2 separate regions of the Homo sapiens genome follow, and region 1 is linked to region 2. Evidence: chromatin contacts called from ENCODE Hi-C data. All regions are on one chromosome and are shown on one strand. The core of a region is the stretch at or near the end of the contact, and the rest is flanking DNA. Distances in the headings are between cores, read along the strand shown. Region 1 holds the start of SIKE1 (suppressor of IKBKE 1). Region 2 holds the start of OLFML3 (olfactomedin like 3).

Region 1 (6,899 bases), core at 2,285-4,784, 800 kb before region 2:
AAAAATATAAAATTAGCCAGGCTTGGTGGCACATGCCTGTAATCCCAAATACTTGGGAGGCTGAGGCAGGAGAATCGCTTGAACCTAGGAGACAGTGGTTGCAGTGTGCCGAGATCGCACCATTGCACTCCAGCCTGGACAACAAGAGTGAAACTCTGTCTCAAAAAGAAAAAAAAAAAAAAAAGAATGAGTTCATGTCCTTTGCAGGGACATGGATGAACCTGGAAACCATCACCCTCAGCAAACTAACACAGGAACAGAAAACCAAACACCAAATGTTCTCACTCATAAGTGGGAGTTGAACGATAAGAACGCATGGACAAAGGGAGGGGAACATCTCACACCCGGGCCTGTTGGGGGGTGGGGGGCAGGGGGAGGGAGAGCATTAGGACAAATACCTAATGCATGTGGGGCTTAAAACCTAGATGATGGGTTGATAGGTACAGCAAACCACCATGGCACATGTATACCTATGTAACAAACCTACATGTTCTGCACATGTATCCCAGAACTTAAAGTAAAATAAAAATAAAAATAATGAATGATTCCCTAGGTTTAAATAAGGTTTTCCTAAGGTGTTGGTTTACTCTTAATGAAATTAAAGGAAATTTTGCTTTTTAATTCTATCACCTATTTTTTTTTAAAACTTCTCAGATTCATATCTCAGAAGTTCAGCTTTTGTTGTGTCTGGCTGTTTTCAGTTTTTTCCTCCCTTTGAAAAGGACACTCTCCTTCAACTTTTTCCATCAGCTCCTCTAATTCTTTTTCCTCTGATTCTAACTGTTGGGGCCTGATGCTGAAATGTTTTATCTTAGAAGTCTATAAAAGCAGTGTTTTCCTCCAATATAACTTGATTCTGTACTCCCGGCTTTTCTTGATATGTGATTTTCGTTGTAATCAGGAAACTTCTCACGCAATTGCTCAGAGAGATGTATTCCCTTGCTATACTCATAAGCATGAATACACTCTTCTTGTGTCTGATTAAATTCAAGCACTTTTTTCAAGTATGACTTTCAGGTTACCTACATGGTCTTCCCATAAGGAGAAGCAGTCACACAGCAGAAGGGGTTTTTTGCCTGTGTAGTAACTTGCTTAAGAAACAAGATTTTAATGTTTTATCAAATAATTCCCATGCTCTCTTTAATGGGTTTTTAATTGCCTAGAAAAACTGAGATTTAAAAGGGTTCAGGTTTTTATGTCCTGGTAACCTTCTCAATTGCCTTTAAAGTCTTTAATTATCAGTTTGGTTAAATGAGTAACTATTATTTTTACAATGAATATTATCTTGTTTTGATCAAATGTTTTGAGGCTTTTAAAATCTTTGACCAATGTCCTCAAAATCAAAATCGTAAATTAAGTCTCTGACTTATTGCTGGGGTTTATCGAAGCTATAAAAATTAATCACTGCAAGGTTGTAAAATATTTTTACAGCTTCCAGTCAGGTCATAGACTCCGGTATCACACCTCCAGCTCCTTGAAAAGGTCCTTATCAGGTGATATTAACTAATCCTTGTGCTTTTAAGTTATAGGGACTTACACATATCTCATCCAAAGAAGGCATCAACTCCTGCCAGTATCTGACACTAAACTGCAATTAACCAAAGCCTCATCGTTAGACTCAGGCAAAGGCGACAAAGTAAACTGCTTTCATGAGACACAGGGACAGTCTTGTGTTCAAAAATATTAAGATTCATTTAACAATTCTGCCTCTATCTGAATTAATATAATTTATTCTGTGCCTTGATACTAAATAATTTAAGTGTTTAGCTACCTATGAACTTCTTTTCCTGTTATTCTCAAAACTAGGCAGGGTTTATGACCTTTGTGTTTGAAATGTTGTTAATTCTTTCTGTTTTGTTTTACCTACAAAAGTTGAAACTCTTCAATCCCGCCATGCCTAGAGACTATAACGTAATGTTGTAAGGGCCAGTATTGAGAGCTAAAATTAGTTCAGACCCTACAAATCAAGGATGACACAGATGCCAAAACAGCTAAACAAAATGCTTGCATTTTGTATAGCTAATTGCAACAAGCCAAGATTACAGCAGCTCAATGCATAGAATTTATAGATAAGTCAATTTTGTAACCCTTGCCTTTTGGTTTTTGCCTCTTAACATTGCTTAAGAGGGGTTTTAAGGTTAATGAGTGCCTGCCCACCTCCTTCCCATCTGACCTAGAACGTTTAATTGGCTGTAACTCTTTTGACTCTAAGTCAGTTGGCCGCAGGAGGGACATGATGGACTCAGGGCAGGTAGCACACCACCCTGGCATTGATATGGGACAAAATTAAAGTTTGGACACTGATACTGTCTCTGGGATACCTTGACCAAAAAAAAAAAAAAAGTGGAATGCTGTTTTGAAGGCATGAGCCTAGCCATTCCCCATCTGCGAGCATTTGATTAGTAAAGCTTTCACCACAGGTCACTTCTCATGTTTTTGGCCTCTAGGCAGCAAGCAGCCAGACGTGAGCCAGTTGCAATAGCAGCATTATTGACAATAGCAAAAGGTGGAAGCAACCCAACTGTCCATCCACGGATGAATGGATAAACAAAACGTGGTATATATATATTATTCAGCCTTAAAAAGGAAGGAAATTCTAACATATGCTACTATATGGATGAAACTCGTGGACATTACACTAAGTGAAATAAGGCAGTTATATAAATACAAATGCTGTATGATTTCACTCATGTCAGGTACCCAGAATAGTCAGATTTGTAGAGACACAAAGTAGAATGGTGGCTGCCAGGAGCTGGGGATAAGGAAGAATGAGGAATTATTGTTTAATGAGTACAGAACTTCAGTACTGCAAGATGAAAGAGTTCTAGAGATGGATGCTGATGGTGGCTGTATAACAATATGAATGTACAACTGAACTGTACACTTATAAATGGCTGAGATATTAAATTTTATGTGTATTTTGCCACAATTTAAAAAAAATTAAATGAAAGTAGGCCAGGCGCGGGGGCTCACACCTGTAATCCCAGCACTTTGGGAGGCCGAGGCGGGCGGATCACTTGAGGTCAGGAGTTCGAAACCGGCCTGGCCAACATGTGAAACCCCGTTTCTACTAAAAATAGAAAAATCAGCCGGCGTGGTGGCGCATGCCTGTAATCCCAGCTACTCGAGAGGCTGAGGCAGGAGAATCGCTTGAACCCTGGAGGCAGAGGTTGCAATGAGCCAAGATCGCGCCACTGCACTCCAGCCTGGACAAGAGCAAGATTCCGTCTCAAAAAAGAAAAAAATAATGAAAATAAAAAGAAACTAACTGTGACTGAAGAACAACCCACATCAATGAAAACCAGTAGGGAAAGGAGACCTTCCCACTGCCCAGCTAATCATAGCCTGACCACCAGGCTGTGGTAACTGGAAACCAACGGCGTGGCAAGTGTAGGTCTGGGGCTCCGCGCAAGGAAGGACTGCAAGGAAGCCGCAGGTTAAAGCGGGTCAACCCGCAAAATAGGCTGCCACTGCGCAGGCGCCCATTGCGCCTACCAAGACACCTTGTAAACGTGCCCGGAAATGACGCCTGTAATGCTGAGACAGACTCCCAGAAGATCTGAGCGAGTCGCGTAGCTGAGCCCGGCAGGGGCTGGGGTGGTGCTGCTGCTATGAGCTGCACCATCGAGAAGATCCTGACAGACGCCAAGACGCTGCTGGAGAGGCTACGGGAGCACGATGCGGCCGCCGAGTCGCTGGTGGATCAGTCGGCGGCGCTGCACCGGCGGGTAGCAGCTATGCGGGAGGCGGGGACAGCGCTTCCGGACCAGGTCAGGCAGAGGGTAGGAGTCCAGTGCTCTCGGATTCTGGGCACTGAAGGGTGGAGAGCGAGGTAAAGTGGGAACTCGGCCTGGAATTTATTCCCGGTCTCAGAGGGCGGCGGTGAGACCATTTTCCTGGGTCGGGGCTGAGAATCCTGCCCTGGAGCCCTAACTTCTGCCTCTTCAGTTGCATCTGCCGCTGTTCTCTTTAAGGCATGCTTAGTCTGTCTCTATTTGTCCAGTATCAAGAGGATGCATCCGATATGAAGGACATGTCCAAATACAAACCTCACATTCTGCTGTCCCAAGAGAACACACAGATTAGAGACTTGCAACAGGAAAACAGAGGTTAGTCAGGCCTTTTCATATCTGGTAATAGTTTAAAGTTATTGCAAAATTGCCCTAAACATTTACAAAAGTGTACATATATTTCCAGGTCAGTACTTTTAGTAGGAGAGTCCTCCTGATCTGGCCCAGTAACAATAAAGTTTGTTAGATTACCCTTTTCAAGGTCATCTGACTAATATTGCAGCAGCTTACCAAAGAGGTGCTGTGTAGAGTTGGTATTATTGCATGGTTTATTTTTAAGCATCCTCAGATGTGTAACAAAAGAGTTCATAGCCTCATGGACTTAAAATTTAATGTTTAAGTATTAATATAAACACTGAAGGTAAGATTTAAGGTTTTGTTTATGTTCTTGTTTGTGCAAGGTGAAGCAGCAGAATTTTATTCTAAGGGTATATATTCTTAGGCTTGATTAGTACATTATTAATGATTGTGGTATTAATAGTTGTTTACCAGAGGGGTTTCACATATATCATTCTACTGTATTCTCATATCTTCATTTTTATCTACCACAATGCAGTTAAGAAATAGGCTCAGAAGAAGCTAAATGATTTACTTATGAGTATTAACCAAGCAAGTTACAGAACTGAACTCAAACACATGTCTTCTGATGATACATCCATTGTTGTTTCTGCAAGACTTTGCTTCTCTGCCTAGAAAGTTACCTTTCACATAGACTTTAACTGTTCAGTTTTGCGGACTTAAACATTGATTTACAACTTTAGATTCATATTATCTATATAGTGTTACAAAATTCCAACTGTTAAGACTTTGGATTTGGGAACTGTCTCTCAGACATCACTGCCAAGTTCTTTTATTTTTTGACAGAGCTATGGATTTCCTTGGAGGAACACCAGGATGCTTTGGAACTTATCATGAGCAAATATCGGAAACAGATGTTACAGTTAATGGTTGCTAAAAAAGCGGTGGATGCTGAACCAGTCCTGAAAGCTCACCAGTCTCACTCTGCAGTAAGAAACTTTGAATAAATTCGAAATGAACCAAATTGAAATCTTGAGATTGTTTTAGATTGTGTGCTTGTTTTTTTGCTTTGTGAGATAGGGTCTGGCTCTTGTCGACCAGGCCGTGGTGTAATGGCACGATCTCGGCTCACTGCAACCTCTGCCTCCTGGGCTCAAGCCATCGTCTCACCTCTGCCTCCGGAGCAGCTGGGACTACAGGTGCACACCACCACGCCCTGTTAATTTTTGTGGGGTTGTTTGTTTGTTTGTTTGTTTGTTTGTTTTTTGGTAGAGATGACATTTCGCCATGTTGCCCAGGCTGGTCTGAAACTCCTGGGCTCAAGCGATCCACCCACGTTAGCCTTCCAAAGTGCTGGGATTATAGGCATGAACCACTGCGCCTGGCCATGTGTGCTTGTTTTTGAAGAAAAGTAAGCTCATTTTCCTTTCATGTTTATCACATTTGTTGTTTATTTTGCCATGGCTTTGTAAAGATATGAATAGAAAGAAGGAGGATAGGGGCTGCTCAGATCCTTTTATTTGAGTGGGACTAAGGTTCCCCCTCCCTCACCAAGATCTCTTTTGAAAATGTTCATTAATTCTTAGCGCTCCCACCAAACATAATGCCAGTTAGTGTTGAAGCTGCCTGGTAAACACTTGGTTGGTTATTACTTATACATTTAACTTAAGCTCCTTGCTTGTAAGGCGCATGAATTCACATTTTATTCCTAACATAGTACCTGACATACAGCAGGCAGTCAGTAAACCTTTTATAAACTGAACCACATAGTATCATACTATGTTGTTAGGGGAGAGAAGTATGGTTTTTTAAAAAAACAAACATGGCATAGTTTCTGTTCTTTGCTAATTTGGGAGACTCAGTAATTGTTCTTATGTTTATAGGTGCTTCATGGTTGTCATTGTACATTCTTGTGTACTGTATCATTTAATTCTAGATGTATAGGGTTGGAGCCTACTACTTCTGTGAGATGTAGTGAAATATAAGCTTCATCTTAAATTCCATTGAATGCATTTTACTGACTTAAAAGTTTTAGGAAACAGATATTTTAAATATTTGAATGGCTTTCATCTGGAAGAGAAAAATAGATTTTCTTCTCGTATGGAGGAAAAAACTTGAACCTTGAAAGAGACAGAGTTTACTCAGATAGATAAACTTTCTAAGTGATATGTCCAAAGATGGAATAAAGCACCTTGGAATGTAGTAAGCTTCCTGCCAGTAAAAGTATTCAAATTTAAGTTAAACAGCCACTTAGAGATAGTATCCAACATCCAATGGGTAGTTAAACTACAATTGATTTTTTTTTTCCATTTCAAATCTTTTTATTGGAGTGTGGACCTACTGGGGGATTGATGCACTGGACATAGATAATTTTCAGAAATGAAAATAACATTGCTTGCATCGAATCAGATTTCACCCACAAAAATGACTAAGGCCTTACCAGAGTTGGCATTGGATGAAACCTTAGTCCTTTATGGAAAGGGAATCATGTGGCCTTCTATTTCTGAAATAGACTAAAGATTACTCATTTATTCTCTGCAATTACAGCCATCAGATCCTTTGAAATCTTGGAAGGCATGAGATGATGACATGAGTGTAACACAAATCCATATTGAAGAGCCCAGTATTTTAAAATTCCCCATGTTCACATACCAAAGGGTTACTTATGAGCTGATGCATATCACAGATAACCATATGATTATCAACTTGATGTCTGGGCAAAGAGCGAAAACAGAAAATGCATTCTACTCTTCACTTCTTGGTTTTAAATATAAGAAACATTATATATATTTTAAAAAACTGTATTCCTTA
Region 2 (7,195 bases), core at 2,601-5,100:
GGCCCTGACTGAGCCACCCCACCTGGGGCGGGAAGGAGGGCTGTGCTTTGGGGAGAAGGCTGTGCCCCCTTCCCGCACTTGGCTAGAGCAAATAACCAAGAGGACCCCCAGGCATGCCTGAGGTGGACTCCTCATGAAAGCAGTGGATCCTGCCCATCAGCCAGCCTTGCCCCTGCGAGCTGAGCATGCAGCAGTGAGGGTGAGGCTGGGGTGGGGGCCTGGTGCAGAAATCAGCAGATTCCTGGAGACTGGAGTCCAAAGCCTGGAGCCTTCCTCCTCCTCTCCCTTCTCCCTTCCCTCTTCCCCACATTACGCTCTGCAATCCAACGCCAGAGGCCAGGGTATGGGCCAGAGAGGGTTAAGTTTCCAGAAGTCCTGACGGGCTTCAGCCAGGTTCAGGGCTGGAGTGGGTAGGTGAGGGTGATGAGAGTGGAGAAAAGGAAAGCAAGAATAGGCTGCAGACCGTGTAAGGCCAACATCTGGGACACGGTCACTGCCCCTCCTCCCTGCACAAACCGCAGACGCCGTGGCAGCAGGAAAATCAGAGCGGTCCAGACCAAGAATGATTGTGCAACCTGGCCCTGCAGGAGCACAACGCTGGAGGTGGGAGTGGAGGTCTGGGGTGCGGGGCAGAGTCCACTTTAGAGGGGAGACTTCAGTTCTTACTAAAAACACAGGCATTCAGGGCTCTGGTTTCCACACTAGAATGCAATGCAACTAACATGCATTTTGTAGTTCAAAATCCTCTGAGAATCGGAACTGGAATCTCTGCCCTGGGCCCCAGTGTCTCACAGCCAGAGGCACGGTGCCACTGAGGTTCTAGGATGGCTGCTGTGGATTGGCTGCTGTGGATGGCGGTGGGTGTGGAAGGAGGCCTTTCGTCCAGCCTCCTAAAGTGGCGGGATTCTGCCACCTCCCCCAGGCGCCTCACAGTAAACTCTTCCTCAGCAAAGGGAGCCCCGCCCAAGTCTTTAATATGGCTCAAGGAGTGGGGATGGGTTGGGAGGGAGAAACTGGATGGTCAGGGGGAAGTTTGATCTGAGGGCTACCCCAAACAAACACAGGAGAGGAGCAGTGGATTTTCCTTTTAATGCAAAATGTTGCAATACAAAACAATGTGGAGAAAGTCCTGTTCCTCAGGACACTGAAGGGAGGAGTGAGGAAGAGAGGACAGAGCTGGACGTCTCCTCCTATTTCTCCCTCCCCAAGTCACTCTGAGGGGAAGAACACTGCTGCCTGCTCCCTGGGCCTGCCCGCATACAAGGTTAGAGCCCTGGGTCTGGGGCATCCTTAGCCTGAAATTTGTTGACATGGGGCAGGAGAGCAGGAGGGAACATTGAGGGTTTTGACTCTTCGGGCTCTAAAAGGATTACTCAGGATCTGGAGTTCCGTATGAAACAAAGGAGCTGAAAGAATTTGATTGCCATTGGCTAAAAATATAGAGGATTTGAGCCACAACTGGCCCACATTTGAAGAATGAGGAACAAGAAATTTAGTGGGGATATAATATAAATGTATGGGAGTGAGAAAGATGCAAAAAACAAGGCTAGCTCCTCAAACCTCCTCCTCTTTCTTCCTCATCTCCAGCTTATAGACAATCTGGTAGCCATCATCCCAGGCATAGAGCTGGCGTTCTCGGGGGTTATAGCGGAGGCTGGCATGGGCACCATATCTGCGGGGAAAATAAGGGAGTGCTGCCCGTTCAGGGGTCAGGGTGCCGCTGGCATCAAAGGAGCACTGGATGCGGGCCCGACTGGCAGGACGGGTGTTATAGACGACATAGAGGGTCCCACAGATGACAAAGGCAGCCTCAGCATTCTCTCTGGGACATGGTGTGTCCCACTGCTGCTCTGTGTCCAGTGTCTGTGGATCTAACTTGGCCAGACACAAGTGCCTGTCATCCTCCCGGGTGGCATAGACAGCCCAAAGACCTTCCTCATCAGCTGCCAGGTCGATGTAGGTGTCTGCTGTCAAGCCGTAGGGGGGGATCAGCCCCTCTGCTGGGAATACTGAGCTGTCCACCACTGTTCGGTTTGCCAGGTGGAATTTGATTAGCTGCAAAGTGTTCTCCATCTCACCACCTCCACCAGGTCTTCCAGGAGGCCTCCGAGCAAAATAAAGAAAGCCACCATATACCAGCTGCCCTGTGCCTACCCAGGGGAAGGGCACCCGGACTCGGGAAGCTTTCCGGGCAGCCATGGCAAGGGTGAAGTCACGCAGCCTTGGGAAGACAAAGGCTGTGTCATTCTGTGTCCCATCTAACACGTAGATCTTCTCTGTTTGCCCCAGTGGATCCTTGGTCCATAGACCAGCTGGGCCACCAAATCGCTTCAGAATCTTCATTGATCTCACTTGAGAGATTGTGTAGCCACAGTCTGATGAGAAAAGCACAGGAAAAGGAAATAGAGGCAAGAATTAGATGCCTCCAGCAGGAACTCCCCCAGGGTGGGTGATCTGGAGAATAGTGAGCATTTGCCCAGTGGTTGCCTCCAATCTTAGGGAGAATTGAGAAAGAGCGGGTACCACAGCGGCCTGGATCCCCAGAACCTCTCCTTAATAGACCTGGCATTACAGAGGTTTCCCTAAAACAGATTCCAGAAGACAGAGCCACAATGGACTGGGACAAAGCGAAAAAAAGAGTAAGAAGCAAGGAAGGAAGAATATCGGTTCTGAGAAGAGTTAGGGGCCTGCTTTCAGATTATTTACCTGTCACCATATCGTACTTCTCATTCCTTCTTCCCTTGCCTTTGGTCCCAGGGCCTCCAGTCACCTTCTCATCAAACTCTACACAGGGCAGAGCTGGGTTCTGGGTCTCCAGATAGTCTACCTCCCGCTCCAGACGATCCACTCTCCCGGAGATGGTGTCGGCCTCAGTTCTGAGTGCCTCCCGCTCCTTCTCTGCCACCTCCAGCAGTGGCAGCATCTTGTTCTTGAAGTCCCGCAGCTCAGCAGCATGCCGACTACTCTGGTCCTGGCACTGGGCCAGCCGTTCCTGAAGGGATGGGGGATCAGGAGGGAGGCTGCAGGGTTACAACTCCCAGGCAGGGAGAGGCCCAACTCGGGAGTCAGGAATGGGAAAAAAAGAGCAAACTCAGCCAGGCTTCAATATCCCCTTCCACTCCTGCAGAAAAGGAAACCAGATGTGCAGAGGTGCTAAATGTGCAAAGAGCCTAGCTGAGATTCACCTAGGCCCCTACCCCGACTCCATGTCCTCCAGCCTGTGTTCTCTGTGAGCAGTGCCACTGAGCCATCTGAGCCTCTAGGCAGGTCTAAGCGCATGAAGGTGTGAAGAGGTCTCTGCTCCCTTAGCAATTATCCTCTCGGACACTAAAATGCTACGGATCTCAACCTGTTAAAAAGACAGGAAGTTATAGATTCCCCGGGAACCTCCAACTTCAACAGAATCATCACCTTCTCTGGAGATGCAGCCCCACAATTTTGGCTCTCGTTTCCACTCTGCCCCCTTATTCTATCTAATCCCAGAGGTAAAACGCAAAAGTCGATTTGCTTTGGAATTGTTCTATGTGGGGTAAGAGGAGGGCTTGTCATTCCGAAGGTCCTCTTATTAAGAGAGAATTTTCTGTAGACTCTAACAGAGCCCTTTCTTGTTATCCCCAGATCCCTAACAAACTGGTTGAACCAATAGCCCTGGAATCCTTCTAGGCGGGGCTAGAAGAGAAAGGGGTCCCTCACCTCTAAAGCAGCTAGTCGGCGTTCCATGTACTCCACAAGGTGGTGCTGCTGTCCTTGGAGGGGTCCCGACCATGACAAAAGGAACAAGATGAGGAGAGGGGTGCTGGGCCCCATGGCAGCCTGGAGAGTGGTGCCAGAGTAGAAGGAACGTACAGTCAGCCTCTTCCCCTCAAGCCCGAGGGTTAGCTTTGGAGGCGGGGTGGGGGCGGTGCCTTCTCTCCTGATCTCTGGGTCTCTCTCACTACTCTGGAATGCTTTCAGTTCTCTTTACAACCCCCACCCCCTCCTTTCCGCCAGGATTGATCAAACACAGATGGCCCCATTGCACAGCAGCCAGAAGCCTTAACCACCTCCCGCCTAGGCTGTAGGGTCCTCTGGAGGGGAAAGAGATGGAAACCCGAAAGCAGAGGCCTTCTAGGCAGTCAAGCAGGGAAGCTAGCTGCAGAAAGCAGAGACCCCAGAGAAAACTCAGCAAACGCCATTCCTGTTTTAGGAAAGTTTCACCAGTGCTGACTTAAGAAACTGACATTTTTCATTAATCTTTCCCTTTCCCTGCAATAGAGTGGGTTTTCAGCCTTGTTCAGTAGAAGCTGGGAGCTGGGGAGGTGAGGCTTGAAGGGAGGAAGCAGGAAAACAATGGCCCAAGTGGTCAAGCCCAACTTATTCTAAAGCTCATTGGCGCCACCTTGTGCTAAGCAGCTGGTGTCATCTCTCATGATAATACAGAAACTAAGGCTTAGACTTCACCCCATGAGGAAAATTTTCCACAAAAGCCAAATATATTGAATTTACAGGGGTTTTCACCACTGAAATGCATATTTCCCCCAAGACTATCCAATTACTACTTTGGGGGCTATGCAAATATCTGATTTAGCCCAAGGAAGAAAATATAACTGAGATTAAAAAAAAAAAAAAAACAGGTCACTGAGAAGTTAGTAAATTAACTCGATCGTCTGGAAGTTAAGGCTGACAGCAGCGCTGTTTTACATGGCTTTCCTTTGCTTGAAAGAGGCCAGATATAGTCTCTCACCAAAACTGAGGAGTGTTCAGTGAGTTCACACTAATTTACTATACATTCATGTATTGCGGGGGGGCGGAATCTGATATATATATATATGTTGTTGCAGTCTAGATCAATGTATTCTGACTTCCTTACCACTGGGAGAAAAGACTATTGGTTATTTCTCTTGGTTGTGGTCCAAAAGGGTATTTCTGAGTGTTTCTCATTTCTATATCCCAACTAAGGCTGCAGGAGCCCAAAATGAATTAATGGCCACCATAAGGTAGACTTGGGCCATAAGGTAGACACACGGGCCGAAAAAAAAAATCAAATAGAGCATTTACTCAGAGACCTGCAGTCATTAATCGAAACAAACCCCTATTTCTTTATCGGGAGAAATTCTATTCACTTTAGAATCAACAGAATCTGATGAGAGGTTCCTTCTGTAAAAAGGACCATGACTCTAACAGTACAGTTTGAAAGGAGGGGAAAAATAGCAGCTTCCTGTGGTTACTCATCTTTTCATTCTGCTACTGCTATCTGGCAAAACATATGAGGAAACAAAGCTTAATTAGCCGGTCTCAGAAGTCTTCTACCTCTTTCAAAGGGTCAGATCCAGATGATGTGAAGTAAGGACCCTGGACACTGCATTCTTGGGAAGTATTCCCTGCCAAACCCTATTCATTTCCAGTATGGAGATTTGTGTGAAGAATGAAATTGTCTCTAGTACTCTACTGATGTTCAAATACAATATGCTTAGCCACTTTCAAAGATGTCATTTATTGATCCCCTTTATATCCTATAACAGAAGTCAAAAACAGCCACATAAGTCAGAAAATTTACCCATTTTATTGATGCATTGCAATTGCTCTACATTTTACCATATTATGTAGAAAATACTGAAAATACAAGCTACTTTGTAAAACCAAAGACAAACATTGAATCCAAAGATAAACTATGTTTTACACAATGGACCCTTTTCCCATAGTTAGTATTAAATTTTAAATATCTATTTCTTTTGTTAAAATGATTATTTTACATACTCCCTAAGTACATCTGCATTACAAACATAGCTCAGTAATTCTCAGAAACTATCTGTTTCTAGAGGCTTGTTGTAAAAGAAAGCGCACAACCAAAAAAAGGGAGAAAGCAAAAAAAGTTTAAATCGCACACAATAACTAGCATATCAAATACATTTAATAAAGTAGGAATTCCATTGCAATATCAAGGATTCAAAGCAGAAATACTAACATTACATATAATGTACATATAATGTACTGCTACATGTAGTGAGATTATTTTTCAAGCTGAATTGAAACCACACATTATATAAAGTTTAGCAACAAACAACCATGTAGACATGCTGCACCATCTATCAGTTAAAAAAAAAAAAAATCAAAATAGGAAGCAGGCTCGGGCCACTCCTGTCACTGAGAGGCAATTTCATTTCCTATCCTAAAACAAACCATCTCAACTAGTGAATTTTTGCATAATAATGCTGAACAAAACACACATTACTGTGCTTGCCTGGCTAAGGGCAGTCAAGCTTAGCCCCTCTAGTGGAGGACAATGGATGAGCAATCACAAAAGCAGGCTCAGAATGGCCAGAACTGTTTGAAATGGAGTTCTTATTCCTGGGGTTGGTATTTCAGCTGAGCACTGAAAATAATATCACCTCCTGGGAGCTATTAAAAACTCTGGAGTGACCAAGTGTCCCTATGAGCCCAGAGTGGCTACACTGAACCCTTCTCCGCTTCTTCTCTCACCCGGAAAGGAAGAAGTTGGAAATGCCAAGTTCTGAGAGAGGACTTAAAGCCTTAAGCTGGTTTGAGGTCAGGTCACTGTGACCCAGGCCAGCTGCTCACTAAATTCACCAGGCTTCCTCCCTTCCTGTCAGGGCCAACAGGGCTAACCCCAGGGACAGAATCTAAAGCCACAGTGAGCACATACATACACATTCAGCAGACACAGGTGGATTTTTATGCTGGAAAATCGGAAATGCCAGTTTGCAGACTAAGACTGAAAAATCTCTAGTTTTTAAAGCCACACACTGCTAGGCAAGTGACTAAGGTAACAATACAAGCTCTTGGTATTATCCTTTTCTGTGGAGTTTAGACTCCTATCTTAAGTGGTATCTGCTTATTGGACTGGGGTGCAGGAATGGGATTTGGTTTTCTTTCCTGCATCTCATTTCTTACAAAAACAACAAATCTTGTCCCTTACAGAAAAAAGACAAGGAACAAAAAATTTGTCCTTTAGAAACTAGACCTGTGTTCCAACAAGAAAATCAGAATGTGCTTGGCAAAAAGGAGACACAAAGATCACACATGTTGACCAGAAAACTGTATGACACTAGTGACAGAAATTATACAAACTGCTTGGCTATCTTGACCAATATAGTGCTGAAAACACAACTCAATATAATGATTTTAAAAAATAAAGAAAACACAACATGTTCCTGGTAGGCTGTACGGACTACCTGCCCCATCTTGGAAGCCCTTA

The links. Hi-C counts contacts between places; a loop is a spot of excess contacts on that map. Pooled maps may share reads with other maps.
Region 1: a pooled map shows a loop between it and region 2 (2.5-fold over the local background). The contact joins the promoter of SIKE1 here to the promoter of OLFML3 in region 2. A Hi-C loop is called at or near these places in 4 of 50 pooled maps.

What each region holds. Positions count from the first base shown.
Region 1 is chr1:114,777,320-114,784,218 of GRCh38, reverse strand. It overlaps SIKE1 (suppressor of IKBKE 1), which reads left to right and starts at 3,534. Exons shown (of 5, transcript NM_025073.3): 1 at 3,534-3,770; 2 at 4,004-4,109; 3 at 4,935-5,077. The coding sequence starts at 3,612. RefSeq lists enhancers at 3,152-3,271, 3,512-3,751, 3,216-3,781, 3,782-4,348.
Region 2 is chr1:113,976,129-113,983,323 of GRCh38, reverse strand. It overlaps OLFML3 (olfactomedin like 3), which reads right to left and starts at 3,850. Exons shown (of 3, transcript NM_020190.5): 1 at 3,694-3,850; 2 at 2,707-2,992; 3 at 1,071-2,375. The coding sequence starts at 3,807. The coding sequence ends at 1,555. It overlaps HIPK1 (homeodomain interacting protein kinase 1), which reads right to left. Exons shown (of 16, transcript NM_198268.3): 16 at 5,455-7,195. RefSeq lists enhancers at 1-17, 1,273-2,105, 3,773-4,606, 5,912-6,489.